2 separate regions of the Homo sapiens genome follow, and region 2 is linked to region 1. The links are chromatin loops, found by intact Hi-C in ENCODE. Cell type or tissue: PC-9. All regions are shown on one strand.

What was found. Hi-C counts contacts between places; a loop is a spot of excess contacts. Peaks named below come from ENCODE experiments on the same cell type or tissue, not always from the same donor. Only the 100,000 strongest peaks of a DNase experiment are listed, where the experiment ranks them.
Region 2: it touches region 1 in a loop (4-fold over the local background); 1 of 110 quality-filtered maps calls a loop at or near these places.

Annotation. Positions count from the first base shown.
Region 1 is chr22:29,699,021-29,704,020 of GRCh38, forward strand. No RefSeq gene overlaps it. Among named protein-coding and RNA genes, the nearest start is that of CABP7-DT, 18 kb to the right of the region's middle. In PC-9, CTCF peaks have their summits at 2,472 and 3,455; DNase peaks (open chromatin) are centred at 2,661 and 3,181; H3K4me3 peaks cover 660 bases; H3K27ac peaks cover 3,600 bases.
Region 2 is chr22:29,796,614-29,801,613 of GRCh38, forward strand. It overlaps ASCC2 (activating signal cointegrator 1 complex subunit 2), which reads right to left. Exons shown (of 20, transcript NM_032204.5): 15 at 4,378-4,497. Among named protein-coding and RNA genes, the nearest start is that of UQCR10, 32 kb to the left of the region's middle. RefSeq lists enhancers at 2,076-2,576, 2,577-3,077, 3,969-4,964. In PC-9, no CTCF peak of the experiment used is centred here; DNase peaks (open chromatin) are centred at 2,368 and 2,828; H3K4me3 peaks cover 1,476 bases; H3K27ac peaks cover 5,000 bases.

The DNA.
Region 1 (5,000 bases):
GAGTAAATGAGGCGCAGCCACTGTCAGGGCTATGTGACATTTGCACTTGAAGTTGGAAATCACCACTGCAGAGCTTATAGTTTGGGTTTTGCTTCTGTTTTCTTAAGCAACAAAAGTCCTTTATTAAGACCAAAACTTCTATAGGATAACTCTGTCCCGAAGCACTGCAGCCCCAGTTGGAGAGTCAGACAGCACAGTGTGGCTGCCGGGACTTCTAAGGGACCCACTCGACACACTTGTCAGGACATACTTCAGGTTTCCATTGCACAAGCCAGTGAGGAAAACAGCCTATCAAAATACACAACGTCTTTCCAAAATGTTTTGAGTTATACATAACTTGTGTTTGTTTTTTTTTTTAGAAAGATGTTTGAAGTGGATAAACTAAAGAATATGAAAAGTTTTTTCTTTTTTCTTTTTTTTTTGAGACAGAGTCTCACTGTGTCACCCAGGCTGGAGTGCAGTGGCCTGATCTCAGGTCACTGCAACCTCTGCCTCCCCGGTTCAAGTGATTCTGCTGCCTCAGCGTCCTGAGTAGCTGGGATTACAGGCACCTGCCACCATGCCAAGCTAATTTTTTTGTATTTTTAGTAGAGACGGGGTTTCACCATGTTGGCCAGGCTGGTCTCGAACTCCTGACCTCAAGCAATCTGCCCGCCTCGGCCTCCCAAAGTGCTGGGATTACAGGCGTGAGCCACCGTGTCCGGCAAGAATATGAAAAGTTTTAACAATTTGTTGTTAGCTTTGAATATATAGAATTGGTCAACCTGGGCCACATAGAGAGACCCCGTGTCTACAAAAAAATTTAAAAATTAGCCAGGTGTGGCTGCACCTATAGGCCCAGCTTTTTGGGAGGCTGAGGTGGGAAGATCACTTAAACCTGGGAGTGTGAGGCTGTAGTGAGTCAAGATCATGCCACTACCCTCCAGCCTGGGTAACAGCGAGACTGTCTCAAAAAAAAAAAAAAGTGACAGAGTGAGACCATCTCAAAAAAAAAAGGTAACTAATTAGACTTTTTATTAGATGAATAATATAAACTCATTTTGCAAATGTAGATTGTTATTTTTAGTAATTGGAAGCAGTTTGATTTCCTCCGTAGTCTAAGCCAAAGAAAGCACTTTGAAAAATATTGGTCATTTAAAGCCGTCCAGGCAATATTTTTACCTAACCTTTCTATTAAAGACAACCCGACGCCCCCCCACCCCCACCAAAATAGTAAATGGGACCTGAGGTCAGAGGTCCCCGCTAAGTAGAGTTAGAATTACTAATACCAGAGTTCCAATGACTGATTCTAATGGTATTTTGGTATCGAGGAGATCAGTTGAATTCTTTGCTGTTTTTTCTAGTCTGTAGTGACCCTGCTGTAAATGCAAAGCGGGGGGGCCAGACCTCAGTGCTTCACTGTGGCATTTGCCGCCAGTCCCATCGGAGCCCCAAGTGGCTCATTCTGGCCTCCCTGCTAGCACTTCATTCTTTGCCTTTGGTCCTCGCCTGAGTGGGGAGTTCCTGACAGCTGTTCCCCAGGGCTGCCTACCCCAGAAGCCTTCGTGTGGCAGAGAGGATAAGGAGCCACCCACATATAATGAAGAGTTGGCAGTGAAACTCTGGGGGGAAAGGTATTGGCGAGAAGACTGCTGTGACTGTATCTAGTCCAATTTCTTAGCCGTCTGGGGAAGAGAAAGTCGGGCACCCGCATGTTCTCCGTCTCCCTTTCAGACAGCCCAGGCAGCGTCATCTCCAGCAGAGAGAGGGAGGCCAAGGGCTCCTCTCCCCCTCCCCTGCCAGGCCGTGTGGGGCTCCCTGGCAGCCTGTCATTACTGCATTATGGCAGGATCCTAGCCACAGCCCCAGCTCCGGTAGGGAGACCGCAGCTCGCTTCCAGAGAGATGGCTCTGGACCTCTGCGCCGTGATGGGAGCACCTGGGGAAAATTACAGGGCCGTTAATCTGCCCAGCAAGGACTCGAGCTGACTCGGAGAGGAACCCCCGCCGTGTCCTCTCCTGGTTTCCACTTGATGCCCATTTCTCACCAACTTGGCCCCAGAATAGCACCTGGCATTTTGCCTCTGAGCTGAAATCAAGACTTCTCTTGAAGGGCTCCGCAGTGGGAGCAGCCAGAGGCATCTCGCCCCTCCCCTAAGCCACACTTGCCCAGGGCAGAGAGGTGGAGGGCACCTGGCTCTTCCTTCCCCACAAGGGCCAGACCTTCCACCCCCTGTGAAGACAGTTGACAGTGAGGCCTCTGGGTACCCGGGGGATGTTGTCAGGATAACGTGAAAAACAGGAACAAAATGCACTCAGGTTTCTAAGAAAAGGGGTGTGGACCTGTCGCAGTGTTACCGTAACTTACAAGTAATAGACGCAGCTGGCCTGAAGAAAGGTGAAATCTCTACCATTAGCTGCAGGGGGAGCTGGGGAAACGGCACAGCTGAGAGGCTAAGAGCCCTCCCTGCCTCAGAACACAGACAAACCTGCGTTCCTGCTAGGCCACTGACCAGCCATGTGAGCCTACGTAAATTGTCCAGTCTATTGGGCACTGCAGTTTTCTTCACCTGTAAAATGGGAATTTTATAGGGTTTTGTGGGGATTACGAATGCCCAGAAAGCTCTAAGCACCTTGCCTAGATGTGAGTCACCACTTGGTACACGGTGGCTTTTTTTCTGATACTTCTTTTGGGGGCAGAGGGCAAGAGGAAGCAAAGGAAAGAGCCATAGTGACTCAGGGGATGTCACAGCTCAGAGGGATCAGGCCCACTCACGGCTCCCCTGTGGCCTCCATCCCCTCCACCTGCACCCTGAGCTTAATGAGCCTGCAGCTGGTCTGTTTGTCCAAGCCCATGTTTGCCCAGTGCCAGCTGCAAAGCCCGGGAAATGATAGATAACTCCGGGCTGGAGCTGCCTGCGAAGGATGTTCTCATTTTGTCCCATTAATACTGGCTGCTCAGGTCAATAATTGACTGGAGGCTCAGGGTGGGAGAGAACCAGGTGGGCCACACTGTGCACATGAGCTCTTCCCTGAGCCTGTGAGTACCTGGGCTGTAAAAACCCAACTGCAGACGCCAGGGAGGCACGGGAGTGACCTAATTTTCTCTTATCAGGCATAAGGAAGAAGTCCCATGGAGCCTTGCCCATTTCTGATATAAATAATGTCATTCCCCATCTGCCTGCTCAGGGAGGAAGGGGCAGCCTTTGATCTGAAGGAATTAAGTCGGTAAACAAAGCAAAGAAGGCTGCTGAGGTGTCCCAGGCAGGCACCTGCTGTGCCATTTACCCTGAGAGAGAGAGAGAGGAGTTAAATTTGGAGGAGTGGAGTGGACCGACAGGGACAGCCCAGCCTCAGGCCGGCCCTCCCCGGATCTCTGAAGTCTCCCTTTATCCCCAGCTGAGCCAGGCAGCGCCTCCCCAGGAACCCTGGCACACCCCTGCTGTGGCAAGCTGCGCATGGTGTCTCCATCCTCCCCAGCAGGGGCCCTCCTTGGGCCCTGGGGATTTTCAGCAGAGGATAATTCCCAGGGAATATATCTGAGAAAGTCAAGTGCTCTGGGATGAGCAGATTAGCCTGGAGCCCGGGGCTGGAGAGGAGCTCCACTCTGGGAGGACAGGGCCCTGTCTGTCCCAGCAGAAGGCAGCTCAATGGTCCAGCCTGCGCTTCAGGCCAGCTGGCTGTGGGCTCTGATCCCCTGCAGCTCTCCGCCTGTTGCTGTGTGGCCTTGAGTAAGTCCCTTCCACTCTCTGGGCTTCCATGCCTTGGCTATAGAAGGTCAGGTTTGGACCAGCAGAACTCGAGGCCCCCTTAGGTTCCAACTCCACAGACTGGTCCCCCGAGGTCCTCCAAGGCCATGTCAAGCCAGCTTCACCTTCCAAGGAGCCAAAATGGGAGTGACTGGCCCAGGATACCGCAGGAGTGGCTATGGCTACAGCCATGGCCGGGAGCCGGAGTGGAACCAGGTGCCCTGCAGGGACCCCAGCCTGGGGCCTGTGTTAGAGCTCCCACCACATCCCTCCTTTCTCTTGGACCCACTATCCTCTGGCACAAATTCGGGAGGGGCCACCATGCTGCCAGCCCCCGAGCTCAAGTGAAAGGCAGCAGGCGCCAGGGCGGGGATTGGCATGGCCACTCTGGGTTTTCCTCTTGAGCAACCAGGCCCAGCGCCTGTCAGCCCGGGTGGCAGAGGGGGGTGGCAGGAGCCGCAGCGTCGGCCGGGCCTGCTGTGACAGTTGCTCTGCCCCGAAACCCATGGGACCTCCCTTCTTTGCCCACGCCTTCATCCTTCCCCCTCCTCACTCGCCAGCCTTCCGCACCCAGCCCGAGTTCCTGAGTTCCTGAGGCTGAATCTATTAAGTCCTTCATATTAACCAGCAAAGGGGGAAACAACCCTCTTTCATCTTAACTGGAGTGAATTTGCATTAACACCTGGGGAGTTTTGTTTGCCTTGAGAAGGCGCATTGCTATTCTGAGCCGCACATGCTGTGGGGTTAGTGCAGTATCCTATTCTTTTATTAATACGGCTTTCCTCTCCTCCCTCCTCTTTTCCCATGGAAGGGGGAGAGCGGCTGGGGATGCCAGGGCTCCCCACATCACGTAGGAAGGGCCCCTGGAAATGCCAAGTTGGGAGAGCAGCTCCCAGCTGGGGCAGATTCTTCCCCTCAGAAGGTGGTGGGGGCAGCTCCCAGCCCCAGTCCAGAGTCCCCTCCCTGCTGTGTCCAGTGCATGCTGTGTGTAGGGTGGAGAACCCTGCAAGGCAGGGCTCAGGGAAACACCCCACCCTCAGGAGCTCCTCAGGGCAGGGAAGGTATGGGGAGGGGGACACCAGGGGGCCAAGAGCTGTGGATACTCAAGGATGACCTCCACTGGGCTCAGGGGCCCCGTGAGGTCTCTCCCCCAGCGTTACAGGGGAGCCTGACTTGGTGGCTGCTGTGTGTCTGCCCCAAGCGTGCTGCTTCTGACCCTCCGGTGACAGGACTGGTATTAGCCACCTTCGGTCCTGTCCAGGCTGGAGCACAT
Region 2 (5,000 bases), 98 kb after region 1:
AGAAATCTTTCACATCCACCAGGGAAGGGGCCTGTGACTGTGACCTTGGCCCTGTACCTGGCTTTCTATGCTAAGCTGAAAAAGAGGTAGAGAGGAAGAAAAAGGAGCCCAAGCTTGTTCAGGTGGTAGGTGCCACTGGTAGGAGCACACCCATGCATTTGACACATATTTCCTAAGGGCCTAATAGGTTCCAGGACCTGTGCTGGGCCAGGAGACTGAGGAAGAATGAGAGGCATCACCATCCTTTCTGCTACACCTTCGGCTTCTGGTCCATCCCATCCCTGGTTCTGTGCAGTGGGGCAGTTCTTTCATGCTGTGTGGCCTCTGGTTATGTGGCTCCCTGGCAGGGCCAGGCAGAGAAGCATGGCAAGCTCCACCCACCCTAGCTATGCCCTGGAAGAAGACACAGGTAGGGACAGTGAAGCCCGGGCACCTGGGCAGCTTGTCCAGGGAGATGCAACCTTGGCCCCAGACCTCATTTGGAGCCAGAAAGGAAAAAGAAAAATCAGGACCAAAGCCAGCTGGGAAAAGATGCATCAGAGGCCAGAACTTCAGTCAAGCCTGGAAACACAGGCAATGGTGGCTGCAGAGACCCTCTGGAGCAGGTAGCTTCCTCAGCCTCCAAGATGGGAGCAAGCCCTGGGAATATGCAGGTGCCCCTGAAACCTCGCCACCTTTCCCTTCCTCATCTCCTCAAGCCTGTCCTTCAAGGCCCAATTCAAACTGGTCCTTAGCAGGGTGACTCCTGCCTTTGAACTTCTAAAGAGCCTGTGGAAGCAACAGACTCCTACTTTTCCAGGTGAAGAATCAGGGGATCCAGAGAGGCAGAGCAACCCTCTTAAGGTCACACAGCTACTAAGAGCAAAGCCAGGGCCAGACACAGGTCTCCTGATTCAGGTCTGCTTTGCCACTTCCTGGGCTGTGTGACCACAGGCAAGTCCCTTAACCTCGCTAAGTCTCAGTTCCTTCTCTTGGCACCCACTTCCCAGGGCTGATGTGAGAAAGAAATGACATGTCGAAGCAGATCCAGCACTTTCTGGGCTCAACAAAGTGAATCCTGTTTCTTTTACTACAGGACTTTTCAGAGCCTTAATGTGCTCTGCGACTCCCCAAAAGGCAGACCAAGGGCACAGACACTTAAAATAAAATTTTAATTATTATTATTTTTTGAGACAGGGTTTCACTCTTGTTGCCCAGGATGGCGTGCAATGGTGTGATCCTGGCTCACTGCAACCTCCACCTCCCAGGTTCAAATGATTCTCCTGCCTCAGCCTCCCGAGTAACTGAGATTACAGATGCCTGCCACCATGCCCAGCTAGTTTTTTGTATTTTTAGTAGAGATGGGGTTTCACCATGTTGGCCAGGTTGGTTTTGAACTCCTGACCTCAGGTGATCCACCCACCTTGGCCTCCCAAAGTGCAGGGATTACAGCCACCACGCCCAGCCGGCACAGATATTTTTAGAACACATGTTGTCTTCCAGGGCACCATGGAATGGTCCAAAGGGATTAGGGGACCCTGCCTCTTGCCCACTGACTCCTTCACTGGCTATGATATACCTGTAGCACATGTATTGATGTCTCCACAACAGCCATGCTGCACCTCACCCATTCTCCAAACAGACCCTACATTTTCTTTAGGTCTTTCTACCTTTCCGTTTCACCCTGGAGCTCCAGGCCTGCACCCTGTGAGTTGGTTTTCCTGATGAGATATGAGGGGTATTGGAGACTTCTGGGAAAGGTATCCTAGGCTCTAGGAGAGACACAGGAAGACCTGGTCTGGACTATCTCCTGGCACTGTCATGTCTGGAAGCCATAGTAGAAACAGCTGCAGCCCCTCTGCAGCCTCAAAGGAAGTAGCCTGACCACGAAGTGAGGCCCCAAGAGACTGGAAAGATACATTCTGGATGATAGGTCAACCAAGCCTAGACGGCCCTACCTTACACCGCCTTGTCATGCAAGGGAACAGATTTCCTTACTACTTAAGCACTGAGTACAGCCTATCTGATTCAACAACGAACACATTTTAACTCCACTACCATCTGCAGCGTCCTACCTAATTTCTCATGGGATTAGGACATGTGTCCCTGCCGAAGTTCCTGTGTACCCCACCCCAGCACCTCCCACTCTGTCCTTACTTGTTTAATGGTCTTTCTTATGATCATTTGAGGGCAAGGCCGGGTATCCAGCTCACCCTGTTTCCCTGGTGTCTAGCATAGGATCTGGTGCTACTAAATCTCTTAATAAATATTTGCTGAATGAATAAATAATGAACACATGAATGGAGGCTTTGCCTCTTTGCAATCTGCAGCCCCTGGGCTACCCAGCACAGTGAGTCTCTCTGCGTGCCAGCCCAGAGGGCCCCAGGAACAAGGGCACAGTGTTCCAGAAACCTGGCCACCTCAATGCCAGCCACTCTGCTGACCCTGACAGCTGGGACCAGCCCCTTGGCAAATGCTCGTAGGTGACTTATGACCTAGGTGGGGTGAGATGAGACTTTACAATACCATGGGCCCTGGACAAAACCACAGATCAAGGTGAAAGGCCATATCCAGAGATGGCTAATCTCTGTGGGGAACTTACCAATCAGGCTTCCTGGATTGGAGCAGGGGGCCAGGCTTCTCGCCAGCCTGGAGGACCCCTTGTCTGCCCCTTGCCCACCGCTGGAGCTACAGAGGGCCATGCTGGCCTGGAATAGCGGCCACTGATCCAGGATAACATCTTTGGCCTGGGATCTGGGGGTGTTGCAATGTGTATGACTAAGCAGTTTGCAAGTGCTTCCTGTCCAGCCAGCCAGACGGCTTTGTAGTTGCCCTGCGCCAGTTCCCCAAGCCCTCAGCCAGCCAAGCTTTTAGCAGTGGACAGCCCTAGGGAGGGGTAACAGCACAGGGCCCTAACTGAAGAAGCAGCTGGCATTTCCGCCACTGGGGCTCCTACCACAGGAACAAGGCTGGCTGGTCTCCTCCCTCTCTGAACCTCACGGTCCCCATTCACGTGATGGTGAAAGAGCAGCCTGTACTTGTAAAGAAGTCCCCTGATTTCTAGATTCCATGCAGAACTTTGGGGGACTAGAATACATCTTATTTTGCTGTTCTCTACTTGGATGTTGTACTCTTTACCATGACATCCAACTCTCTGTCCCTCTGATGGGTCATCATTCCAACGCTGGGTGAACTCTCTTATTTTTTTTTCTTGAGACAGGTTCTTACTGTGTCACCCAGGCTGGAGTACAGTGGCACGATCACAGCTCATTGCAGCCTTGACCTCCTGGGCTTAAGTGATCTTACTGCCTCAGCCTCCAGAGTAGCTGGAACTATAGGCGTGTGCCAGCACACCCGGCTAATTTTTGTATTTTTTGTATATATGGGGTTTCGCTATGTTGCCCAGGCTGGTCTCGAACTCCTGGACTCAAGTGATCCACCTGCCTTGGCCTCCCAAAGTGCTGGGACTAGGCATGAGCCGCTGCACCCAGCCCTGATCTTTTCAAAACATAAAATATGCTGGCTTTGTCGGTTCATGGGACCCTTTGCTGTGCTCACTATGGCCTCGGGACCACTGTCCCTGTTGCTCTGCTTGGGAAGCTTCTCCTTCCCTCCTTTGCAGAAGTGACCCCTCCTCACCCTTTAGCTCTCGGTCCCATGTCATGTTCTCAGAGGAGCCTTCTTGACTGGGGTGAAGCCCTACCAAAGGCTCAGAATTCTGTGCACCTCCAGCTTGTAGTATTTGTTATACCTGCAATTTGATGTTGCTTGTTTGATGAGTTGATTAATGCAAACTCCACGTGGGCAGGGGCCGTGTCTGTTTCACTCCCCACTATATCCCCAGAACCTAATTAATCCAGAGCCTAGAATGCTGTAAGTATTAGACAAATATTTGTTGAATAAATGGATAAATCATGAACGGAATTTTCAATGCCAAAAAAGTAGGAAGGACATAAACTAAAAATAAATAGAAAGGCCTTAAAGTGGAATATGTTCACCTTCTGAAAAGCTCATTCAAAGTCCTTAATTTTCTCACAGCCTGGGGAAAATCAGGTCAAAGAGTGGTTTCTGGGAAGCACTGTCCACCAGTGATTTGATGGTTAACACATTAAAAGATGTAAGAAGAAGGGAAGAGGGGGATAGTTTTGGCCCTTCTGGCCTTTTGCTATCAACAGGGGGGATTCACTAACAGCCTCCCTGCACAGAGTCAGAACCTGAAGCCTGATCAGTAGAGAACCTGCTCCTAACCACTGGGGGTGCACAGGTCTAGGGTTGTGAAGGGATCCCTGTGCTGATACTCCATGGCCAATTCTGCGAAGATGGAGCCCTTGGTTTCCCTGTGTCCTCTCTGCACTTCCAGAGTTGGGGTATCGGAACCCCATGGCCCACTGCACTCACCTCTTGCCCTTGTGCACCCGGCTCAGGTCTACTGAGTCCCTGCTGAACACATCAAACTCGTCATTCTGGAAGACGTTGTGGCGAGACGTCAGCAGGGGTGTAGGGTCTGGTTTCATTTCTCTGGGTGGGGGACACAGAGATCAATTTAAGGGGGCCCTGCCAGCTGATGCAATCTGCACCCCACTTCCCCCTGCTGTATTAAATCCATCGGATTTTTCAGTTCCCTTCAACAGGCACTCCTAGGACACAATCTCAAAACCTTGAAGAGGGAGATAAGCTGCTGCCTGATCTGGCCTCTGCCTGGGTATGCAGCCACACCTCAAACAAAGCTCCCCCTCATTCTCTGCATGCCATTCACACAGGGTTTCCTTCTGTTTCTTAAAAGCGCTATCCCACATTTAATGCTCGTAATAGTCGCATAAGATCAGTAGTCACAGATCACTCAACCTCATTGTGCCTCAGAGGCTGAGGAACTTGTCCAAAGGCACAAAGCTAATTTCTCAAGTTAACAAGTGATTGGTAAACATCACTTGCTCATGGAAGAAACACCCTTTCGGGCACTGGTTCCTGCTGTCCCATGGGGCCTTCAGGGCAGCAGTGGGCCAAATAAATGGTAGGTGTGA